Linked DNA regions of Homo sapiens: region 1 is linked to region 2. Evidence: read pairs that join two places in POLR2A ChIA-PET (ENCODE). Cell type or tissue: OCI-LY7. All regions are shown on one strand. Links, peaks and the distances in the headings refer to the core of each region. The heading gives the core; the rest is flanking DNA.

Evidence for each region. ChIA-PET counts read pairs that join two places held together with the same protein. Peaks named below come from ENCODE experiments on the same cell type or tissue, not always from the same donor. Only the 100,000 strongest peaks of a DNase experiment are listed, where the experiment ranks them.
Region 1: POLR2A ChIA-PET joins it to region 2 with 13 read pairs; 3 of 35 experiments call an interaction of 5 or more read pairs at or near these places.

The regions. Positions count from the first base shown.
Region 1 is chr13:49,474,461-49,479,844 of GRCh38, forward strand. It overlaps SETDB2-PHF11 (SETDB2-PHF11 readthrough), which reads left to right. Exons shown (of 21, transcript NR_135324.2): 6 at 2,016-2,579. SETDB2 (SET domain bifurcated histone lysine methyltransferase 2) reads left to right here. Exons shown (of 14, transcript NM_001160308.3): 6 at 2,016-2,579. Among named protein-coding and RNA genes, the nearest start is that of PHF11, 19 kb to the right of the region's middle. In OCI-LY7, for the core only: no CTCF peak of the experiment used is centred there; no DNase peak of the experiment used is centred there.
Region 2 is chr13:49,292,071-49,297,406 of GRCh38, forward strand. It overlaps CDADC1 (cytidine and dCMP deaminase domain containing 1), which reads left to right. Exons shown (of 10, transcript NM_030911.4): 10 at 1-1,415. Among named protein-coding and RNA genes, the nearest start is that of CDADC1, 47 kb to the left of the region's middle. In OCI-LY7, for the core only: no CTCF peak of the experiment used is centred there; a DNase peak (open chromatin) is centred at 2,641; H3K27ac peaks cover 503 bases.

The sequences.
Region 1 (5,384 bases), core at 271-5,270, 180 kb after region 2:
TAGCACTCCCACTTCTGGGAATATGTTCTGCAACAGTATCTAACAGTATCTTTACGTGTATGAAATTGTTATTAATAGATTCATAATTTTATAGCAAAGATTATTACAATAAAATTACTTATTAAAAGATCACTGTATAAGTTTACTGTATACGTTCTAAAAGATCACTGTGTAAGTTAACTAGTCCATTATTGTGGTCTAGCCTATACTACATGTTATGGAAAATTGTCCATTATTGCAGGCTAGGTAATTAAATTGTGGACTTACGCAAAGGATTACTATACAGTCGGAGAAAGGATGAGGAAGCTCCATATCTGCACATCCAGTATGGTAGCCACTAGCTGCATGTGGCTGTTTAAATCTGAATTAATCAAAATTAGATAAAATGTAAAAATTCAGTTCTTTGGTCGTGCTAGCTACATTTAAAAGTGCTCAGTAACCACATGTGCCCACTGGCTACCATATCGGACAGCACAGGTATAGACCATTTCTATCAATGGAGGAAGTTTTTTTGGATGGCACTGCTTTATATAGTGTATTAGTCCGTTTTCACGCTGCTGATAAAGACATACCCAAGACCAGGCAATTTACAAAAGAAGGAGGTTTAATGGACTTACCAGTTCCACATGGCTGGAGAGGCCTCACACTCATGGCAGAAGGCAAGCAAGAGCAAGTCACATCTTACATAGATGGTGACAGGCAAAGAGCTTGTGCAGGGAAACTCCCCCTTACGTTACCATCAGATCTCGTGAGACTTATTCACTATCACGAGAACAGCACGGGAAAGACCTGCACCCATGATTCAATTACCTCCCACCAGGTCCCTCCCACAACACGTCGGAATTCAAGATGAGATTTGGGTAGGGACACAGCCAAACCATATCATAGAGCAAATACAACGCATCTCTAAAATACCTGTATTATAATACATAACAGACACCTAAAGATAGAAAATTCTATGTAAAACAAAACTCAGATTATTTGTGAAAGTTTAAAACTTGATTTCCAAACAAAAGGAAGCTTTTCACGGATTTTTTTTTTTTTAAGACAGGATCTCACTCTGTCACCCAGGCTGGAGTGCAATGGTGTGATCATGATTCACTGTAGCCTCAACCTCCCGAGTCCAAGTGATCATCCCACCTCAGCCCCCGAAGTAGCTGGAACTACAGGCATGCACCACCATACCTTACTAATTTTTTTTACTTTTTGTAGGGATGAGGTTTCACTGTGTTGCCCAGGCTGATCTTGAGCTCCTGAGCTCAAGCAGTCCTTCCGTCTTGGCCTCTCAAAGTGCTGGGATTACAGTTGTGAGCCATCACACCCTGCCGACTTTTTTTTTTATTTTATTAATAACCACCCCATTTTCTCCTATCAGTTTGCCATTTTTTCAGATGTATCAATATGATTGTGAGGTAGATTACATATTATGGAAAGAATTAAGTTGGTACTATTGTTGAAGGCAAACAGTATAAAGGATTCTTGATGAATTAATAAGTTTTCAGCCAGCCTTTGTTTTTTTGCATGCAAAGAGCTTGATCTCAGCATGCCTGAAGAAGTAACCTTCTTCAGTGCTTTATTGATTCATGCTCTAAATGAACTCTAAATTTGCTAGGTGCTATGAAATACCTAACAGAAAGTTACAGCTGTAATCACAACTTCCTGGAATATTCTGAAATTAGGTATAAGGCAGACCTGGTGCGTGCCTATACCAGCTATTTGGGAAGCTGAGGCAGGAGGATCACTTGGGGACAAGAGTTCAAGGCTGCTCTGTGCTGTGATCACACCTGTGAATGGCCACTGCACTCCAGCCTGGGCAACATAGGAAGACCCCATCTCCGAGAAAAGTTTTAAAAATAGATATAATCTTTGTATGGCTGTAGAACATCTTAAAATGTGTATCTTAGAGTCTGGCTTATTTTAATATTGTCTAAGAAGGTAGAAAATAATCATAGTTTTTTTAAAATGAGGAATTGAACTATAAATTTGAGATACTAATGAATAATTTATTTTAACAGAACAACAGAAAATAAGGAAATTCTCTCTCTTGAAGATAAAGTTGTAGACTTTAGAGAAAAAGACTCATCTTCGAATTTATCTTACCAAAGTCATGACTGCTCTGGTGCTTGTCTGATGAAAATGCCACTGAACTTGAAGGGAGAAAACCCTCTGCAGCTGCCAATCAAATGTCACTTCCAAAGACGACATGCAAAGACAAACTCTCATTCTTCAGCACTCCACGTGAGTTATAAAACCCCTTGTGGAAGGAGTCTACGAAACGTGGAGGAAGTTTTTCGTTACCTGCTTGAGACAGAGTGTAACTTTTTATTTACAGATAACTTTTCTTTCAATACCTATGTTCAGTTGGCTCGGAATTACCCAAAGCAAAAAGAAGTTGTTTCTGATGTGGATATTAGCAATGGAGTGGAATCAGTGCCCATTTCTTTCTGTAATGAAATTGACAGTAGAAAGCTCCCACAGTTTAAGTACAGAAAGACTGTGTGGCCTCGAGCATATAATCTAACCAACTTTTCCAGCATGTTTACTGATTCCTGTGACTGCTCTGAGGGCTGCATAGACATGTGAGTAGAAAAACATGGCGTTTCAAAAAAATCTTCTGAATGTAAGGACGCTTGTTAAGAAGTCTTGCTATGTATTAATTTGTCTATCTAAAACCTGTTCAAGAGTTACAGTAAGACTGGGCGTGGTGGCCCACGTGTGTAATCCCAGCACTTTTGGGAGACCGAGTGGGAGGCCAGCTTGAGCAAAGGAGTTTGAGAACAGCCTGGGCAACATGGCAAAACCCCATCTTAACAAAAAATTTAAAAATTAGCTGGGTATGGTGGTGTGCATCTATAGTCCCAGCTACTCTGGAGGCTGGGGTGGGAGATCTGCTTGAGCCCAGGAGGTCAAGGATGCAGTGAGCTGTGATCACACACTGTACCAGAGGCCTGGACAACAAAGCAAGACCCTGTCTCCAAAAAATAAAAATAAAAATAAAAGAGTCTACAATGGGAAAATGAACTCTGTCACTAGCAGTAGGAAAAAAAACCTCTAATTATTTGCCAAATATGGTAATTTGAAACATTTCTTCCAAGAATGCATATTTCCTTTAATCTAGTACTAATACATTAAAAGATAATCAATGGCATTACAACAAATGATATTTAACAGTGCCAGACACTGTGACAAGTACTTCACATTCATTCTCTTAATCTTCACAAAAACCCATGAGGTATAGGTAATATCTCAGTGTTATACATGAGGAAGTTGAGCCTCAGAGAAGTCAATTTGGAGAGGTCATAGAACAAATTGTAGAGACAGGATTTGAACCCATGTTCTTAACCATTGGGTTATATGTTGCATTTTACTTTTAAAAATCATTTGCTGGCTAATGTGATGCTTATAACTAGTATTTTCTTAATCATAGAATAGTATTAACATCCCATGAAAAAATGAAAACATGTTCTAATATATTAAGACTTTGAAAAACATTTTAAGGGTGTGTAGTACACATACATTCGTAGGTATACAGATGTAGAGTGGTGTTGCATTATATGTACTTTTAATTTAATGCAAATTTAGCTACCCATACTTGGCAAAAAAAGAATAAGAGAATGATAAATAATTTAAATAGTATAATAATAGTTTTCACCATCCTCTAAGTTAATTGGAGTGTAAAATGAGAGCTATATCTACTGTTACCTCAGTTTGGCTCAGTTCCTTGAGGCCTCTCATAGAGGAAACCTCTCACTGTGCTGTTTTATTCTGTTTAAAAATATGTATTTTATTTTGTAAAGATTACCTCTAAATGTAACCCAACTACCTCATCTGGGGACTTGGCTCTTCAAAGGAATAGAAACAGGTACCTGCACAAGACTAGGAACTAGGCCAGTATCTCACAGGGCCTGGAATTGTATTAATGAAAACCTTGTTAACAGCTGTAAAACCAATGGGGTCAGAGCCAAAGCGTTGGAGAAAGCACCCAATGTAGAGCAGCACACAGGACTAAACCCCACAGAAGGTATGATTTCAAACAAACATTTACAGCACACAAAGATGTTTAGGACCATGAAGGCAGCATGAGTCCCGACAAGTAGAGAGAATTAACACCTGAGGAATCAGAGGTAAATGTTGAATCTAATTGAAAGGGATTTTAAAACAGGTATAATTAAACTGTCCCAAGAGGCTGGGCACAGTGGCTCATACCTGTAATCCTAGCACTTTGGGAAGCTGAGGTAGGAACATCATTTGAGCCCAGGAGTTCGAGACCAGCCTGAGCAACCTAGCGAAACCCCATCTCTACAAAAATACAAAAGTTAGCGTGGCGTGGTGGGACGCCCTTGTAGTCCCAGCTAGTCGGGAGTCTGAGGTGGGAGGATCACCTGAGTGCAGGGAGGTCGAGGCTGCAGTGAGCCAAGATTGCGCCACTGCACTCCAGCCTGGGCAACAGAGTGAGACCCCTTCTCAAAAAAGAAAAACTATGAATTGTATATGAAGTGAGCAATACCTAATCCAGTAGAAAAGTTAAAAGGAATTAACTAGATTTGTATATAGCATGGATGGGTCTCAAAAACATTATATTGAACAACAAAAAAAGCAAGTTATAGAATAATACCTATAGTAAATTTTTTATAATGAAAAATACACAATATATTGTTTGTAGATACATGTGTATATAAAAGCATAAAGGATGCCACACTAAATCTCTTGAGAGTTTAGTTATATCTATGTTTTACTTTTTAACTTTTTTTAAGAAGACCATATATATGTGGTGTATATGTGGTGTGTATATTTTGAATTATATATACAGGGAAGAGAACTAGACAAAATGCTGACAACTAATTCTGGATGGTGGAAATATGGGTGTTTATTATTATCTGTATTTTTCTGTACTTTTTAAACTTTGCACACAAAATCACATGGGAAAGAACAATTATAGATTTTCATATCTGTAAACAGAATCCAAATTAATGAATTTGTTGATTGTTGTCGTTGTTCTTTTCTCTTGCAAACAGCAGCCACCATTCTGATGTGTATTAATTAATACAGAAAATACAGAAGAGAATCATAGAGGAAAAGACCTTAAAGTCACTTGTTCAGCAAAGGAGACTAAGATCCAGAGATTTTAACCAGCTCACCAGCAGTCATTTACCTAGTTACACAGCTAGAGTCCCCAAGTTCCTTACTTTGTATCAAATTATGGTTCCCTATCAAGTTAGTTAGTCATCTGAATAGAGGGGAAAGTACATGAAGTTTTATGGTTGCAAGCTTCCTGCCTCGCAACAGTATGAAAAAAGGATTCAATAATAGTAGGCAGATACCCGGCATCAATCTCCCCAGTCTGTTTCTGTCACTGGAGTGAGAGAGAACTTAAGACATCTGCA
Region 2 (5,336 bases), core at 1-5,000:
GGTCTGCTTCACAAGAGGTCATGCCTCTGCAGGGAATCACACACCTTTTGAGAAATATTAATTCTTTTGAATTACAAGAGTGACAGTTAGTAAACTGCTCCAGGGAAATAAGTGTCATCTTTTAAGAGTCAGTGTATAGCAAACCAAAAGATCACATTTATACCCAAAGCTTTCTAGTAATCAGAATTTACTTAATTAGAATTGACTCATAAAAATAAAGTTAGTGGACTTTGTCTCCATTTTTAAAGTATATTTTGTAAATGTTAATTCTGTGGTCCTGTTTATCACAGACTTTGGGTAGCAATAGGAAGAGAGTGTTATTCTGAGACAGTGTCGCTGCTTGATATCACTGACTCTTGAAATCACTAACAGTGAACCTCAAATTTGGTTATGATGTTAACAGAGAAGAAATATTTGAGTCTGGAATATTGAAACTAGCTTTCCTAGAATTCCATTAATAAATGCTGCTCCCCCATATAGTCTTCCCTTCTGTATAATTAACATAGGTTGTCTCATGGCTTTGATCTTCAAAAGGAAGAGCCTTTTAAAAACATTTGCCAACCTCAAGAATAAATACTGAAAGTCTTGAAAGTATGGTCATTTCAGCTATTCCAGATTGCTGTCTGTGATTTCTCACATTTTTATTTGCTGAGAAACATTCAGAAAATTATTCCAAAAATGAAGGTACATTTTCTGTTCTCTCCTAGGTTAGAGAGGGGTGGCCTGGGGTGCTTCATGAGAAATGTCTTCCTGGATCTGCGGTGGTCAGGTTTGCCTCTGCTTTTGTTCCCTGCCTTTCCGCCACATCACACGGCCTCACTGGGCTTCCTACCAGTTTCTCAGAATTACACGCACGACCATCCAAACATTGGCTCCATGCCAGGGCTGTGACTGCAGCCTGTGTAGGACCATGGGGAGTTCAGAGTCATCATACAAGGCAGCCAAGAACTGCCATAAACACTACACAGATGGAGGGCATGGGATAGGACAGGAGAGGAGGTGATGTACACTTAGAGGTAACTAAGGCTAGTTTGAAAACCGTGAATTAAGATATTCTTATCAGTATAAAAACACTGAGATTGCTTACCTCCCAAATTGCTTTATTGTATTAACTCTCATGCTTCAGCTCTTGGATTTGTTGTTTCTAACTAACATGTCATGTACACCAAACATTTTATAAATCAATCAGTAAATATTTTGTAAGACCCAAAATCCTGGCATATTGCCAGGTCTGTGGATTTGCCTGTTGGGTGTTGGGATGGGATATCAGAGGAAGAAGCATACAAGTGGGAAAAACTGTGATTAGAAAGGGAAAAATAGGCATTTCCACAGTACTATTAAGAGAGGCATGATAATGCCATTTTTTTTCTTCTGTACAACTGGTCAGATTTCAATAAATAATCATTGATGGTTTACTGTGTAGCCTCAGAAGGTGAAGTCTATGAGGGCAGGGAGGTGTGTGTGTGTGTGTGTGTGTACTTTTTAACTGCTGAACCCCAGTGTCTAGAACAGTACCTGGCACACAGTAGGCATTCCATAAATATTTGTTTATTGATTGAATGACTGCTAAACACTGCTAGACTGCGGGGATGAGATGTGTGAGAAATGCCTCCTGATCTTAAGACACTCACAGTCAAGTGGAAGATACAAGCATGGAATCAAGTAATTAAGAAAAATGATTCTCAGGCCAGGTGCCGTGGCTCACACCTGTAATCCCAGCACTTTGGGAGGCTGAGTGGGGTAGATCACTTGAGGTCAGGAGTTCAAGACCAGCCTGGTCAACATGGTAAAACCCCGTCTCTACTAAAAATACAAAAAAAAAAAAAAAAAAAAAAAGCTAGACATGGTATTGCATGCCTGTAATCCCAGCTATTTGGGAGACTGAAGCAGGAGAATCACATGAACCCAGGAGGCAGAGGTTGCAGTGAGCTGAGATCATGCCACTGCACTCCAGCCTGGACAACAGAGCGAGACTTAGTCTAAAAGAAAAGAAAAGAAAAAAATGTCTCTGGACCAGCAGACTATTTGTTAGAAGTGCATATTCTTAGGGTGCTCCCTAGGCTTACTGAATTAGAACCTCTCAGGGTGGGCCCAGCAAGCTGGGGTTTCACGACCTTGCGGGTGATTCTGGTGACCTTTAAGGCTGAGAACTGCCATTGTGGATGTAACTGTAGGAACAGTGGGGGCACACGAGGATTTACCAGCACTCTGGGGAGTCATGGAAAGGACCCTGTAGAGGCAGAGGTGATGAGGTGGGGCCTGAGGGGATCCAGGGGTTTGCCAGGTAAACAGTGGGAATGAGACAAATTTCTGGGAAAAAGTGATGGAGACAGACTGCTGAGCCACCCCAGGAGCCCGCCTGGGTTTGGAGAAGCTCTGTGGGGCACTTTTGACCCAGATCTATAAATTCCCAGTCTTCATCCCTTAGCCTGAGAAATCAGAACTTACACTTAAACAAAAAATACAATGTCTTTCTAAATTTCAAAGAATGGGAGGATGATGGTAAGTTCATAATTTGTAAAAAAAAAAAAAAAAAAAAAAAATAGCTCTGCCATTTGTTTACTGCCTAAGTGGCCACAGAATATGCTACTGTGAGGGGAGCTAAGTGTAAGCATTTGCCTGGCTTCCTTCATCCCAGTCATGCAGAACATACGCAGGTGTGTGTATTTTCATTGTATTGCTGCTGAAGCTTTTTCTTTCCTTTTTCAAGACAGGGTCTCACTCTGTTGCCCAGGCTGGAGTGCAGTGGTGCCTTCATAGCTCACTGCAGCCTTGACTGTTTTCTGTGCTCAAGCGGTCCTCCCCACCTCAGCCTCCCAAGTAGCTGGGACTACAGGCACGTGCCACCACGCCTGGCTAGTTTATTTTTTATTTATTTTTTGTAGAGACAGGGGTCTTGCTATGTTGCCCAGGCTGGTCTTGAACTCCTGGCCTCAAGCAATCCTCCTGCCTCTGCCTCCCAAAGTGCTGTGATTACAGGCATGAGCCACCGCGCCTGGCCAAGTTAGCTTTATTTCTGGGTCAATGAATGGTACCAACACTCTATAAACATGAACTCTATCTTTAGTGACACTATGATACATAAATGAGCTTATCGCCCCTGAATGTCTATATCTAAACCCACGTAACACTTGGGAAGGAGAAAGAAAGAAGTGAGCCCATCTTGGGACAGGAGCTCCTTTGGTGAGTGTAGCACAGAGTGATTTGTTAGGGAAAGCACATGTCTTTCCAGAAGGACATGAGCCAGAACTTTCCTGGAATACTTCCCACCACCCCATGATTCTCAGAAATTGGGGTCCAGGCCAGGATGAACGAGAAAGAAACCACAGTTCATCCCAGTGCTGACACCCGTACCCAGAGAGGCCCGGGCCGGGGATGTATCCCAAGGACAAAAGGTGGAGGGAGGAGGCTGGGGGGAGTTCACTTCCTGTGGAGTGAATGGAAACAGCCTGGCTCTGCCTAATGTGCATGAGGGGCTGGGGGTGGCTTGAACAGCTTGAAGTACCTTGTGTAGTGTGTGCGCACATTCACAATGTTAGAAAAAAACAAAAACAAGAGCTAAGCGAGAAGTCTGAAATACTGTGGTGTATGATGCTGTTGAGTTGCAAGAAATGGAAGCTCGTGAGCCGGGAGGCTTCTGTGTGGCAGATCGTAACTCCTGACCAACTTTGTTTCACCCATGATGATAACCAGCAGAGGTTCTCCAGGTTGTTTATTTTTGAACATGGTACAATTCATTAACAAATATTTGCCAGGGCTTAGCTTACCATGAGCCAGGCACTGTGAGGAGTGCAGTTACAGTGGTGAGGAAAACCAGACACAAACCCTGCCCTCGTGGAGCTTATCGTCTAGTTGGGGAGATGGACATACATCAGTATTCATGAAAATGAATGAAAGGTACACAGAAAAGAACTGGCCTCCCAACAAATACAGGGACATGTTTTTTCAGTTCTTCCACTTCACAGAGATCTGGTACTATTATAATGGCACCATGGGCTGCACTTAGTGGACCCAGAAAGTTCTACTGGTTTGGGTTTTTTAAAAGATATCCTACACGCTTAAGCAGGGAATCTTTTGGAAACCTCTGGAAGAACAATCATATTAAACATGCAAATAGGGCTGGGCACGGTGGCGCACACCAGTAATCCCAGCACTTTGGGAGGCTGAGGCAGGTGGATCATGAGGTCAGGGGTTTGAGACCAGCCTGGCCAACATGGTAAAACCCTGTCTCTACTAAAAATACAAAAAAAAAAAAAAAGAAAGAAAGAAACTAGCCAGGCATGGTGGCGTGGGCCTGTAATCCCAGCTACTCAGCAGGCTGAGGCATGAGAATCACTTGAATCCAGGAGGCGGAGGTTGCAGTGAGCCAATATCGTGTCACTGCACTTCAGCCTGGGCAAAAGAGCAAGACTATATAAAAAAAAAAAAAAAATTGGACCATGACCCTTAACCTCAAGATTCTGTGACTTGTCAGGGTGGAAAAAAATGTATGTAAATAAGTATAGATGTGATAAGCTTTAATAAAGAGCAGGGGAATTTAGAGAAACTGTACCAAGCATTAAATGTATTATTTTTAGTAACCAGAAATTCCTTCTATTGATGTAATTAAGATTTTATAGTGTTTGAGAGGCCAAGGCAGGAGGACCACTTGAAGCCAGGAGTTCAAGACCAGCCTGGGAAACATAGCAAGACCCTGTCTCTCCAAAAAGAAACTAAAAAATTAGCCAGTTGTGGTGGTGCACACCTGTAGTCCCAAGCTGCTAGAGAGGCTGAAGCGGGAGAATCACTTGAGCCTAGGAGTTCAAGGCTGCAGTGAGCTATGCTTGCACCACTGCACTCCAGCCTGGGTGACAGAGTGAGACACTGTTTCAAATAGAAAAAAAACTGCATATAGTACTTTACTCTCAGATATGAGTGTTTCTGTTGACCAGGAATTTTACCATTCCTGGTTCTCTGATGCGGAGGTGGCCTTGTGAAAGGACACAGTTTCTGCTGAGCTGAACACGCTTTAGTGTAATCTGATGAAGAACTTCTATGCTGGTTGCGGTATTGGTGGAAAGTGTTTTATTTTGCAGAAAAAGCACAAATTCCACAGAGGGCAACAGTTATCCATTCACTCCATAGCTATCTATTGCTGCATGACAGACTACCCCCTAAAACTTAGTGGCCCATGCCACTATTTTATTTTGCATGATTCTGTGAGCCAGGAATTTGGGCAAGATTCAGCAGAACAGCTCTACTCCCTGTGGCACTGGCTGGGGTCATGGACGGTTGTGTGCCACTGGTGGGTCAGTTGAGAGGGGGGCCCAGCCGGCACAGGGACAGTGAGGCTGGAC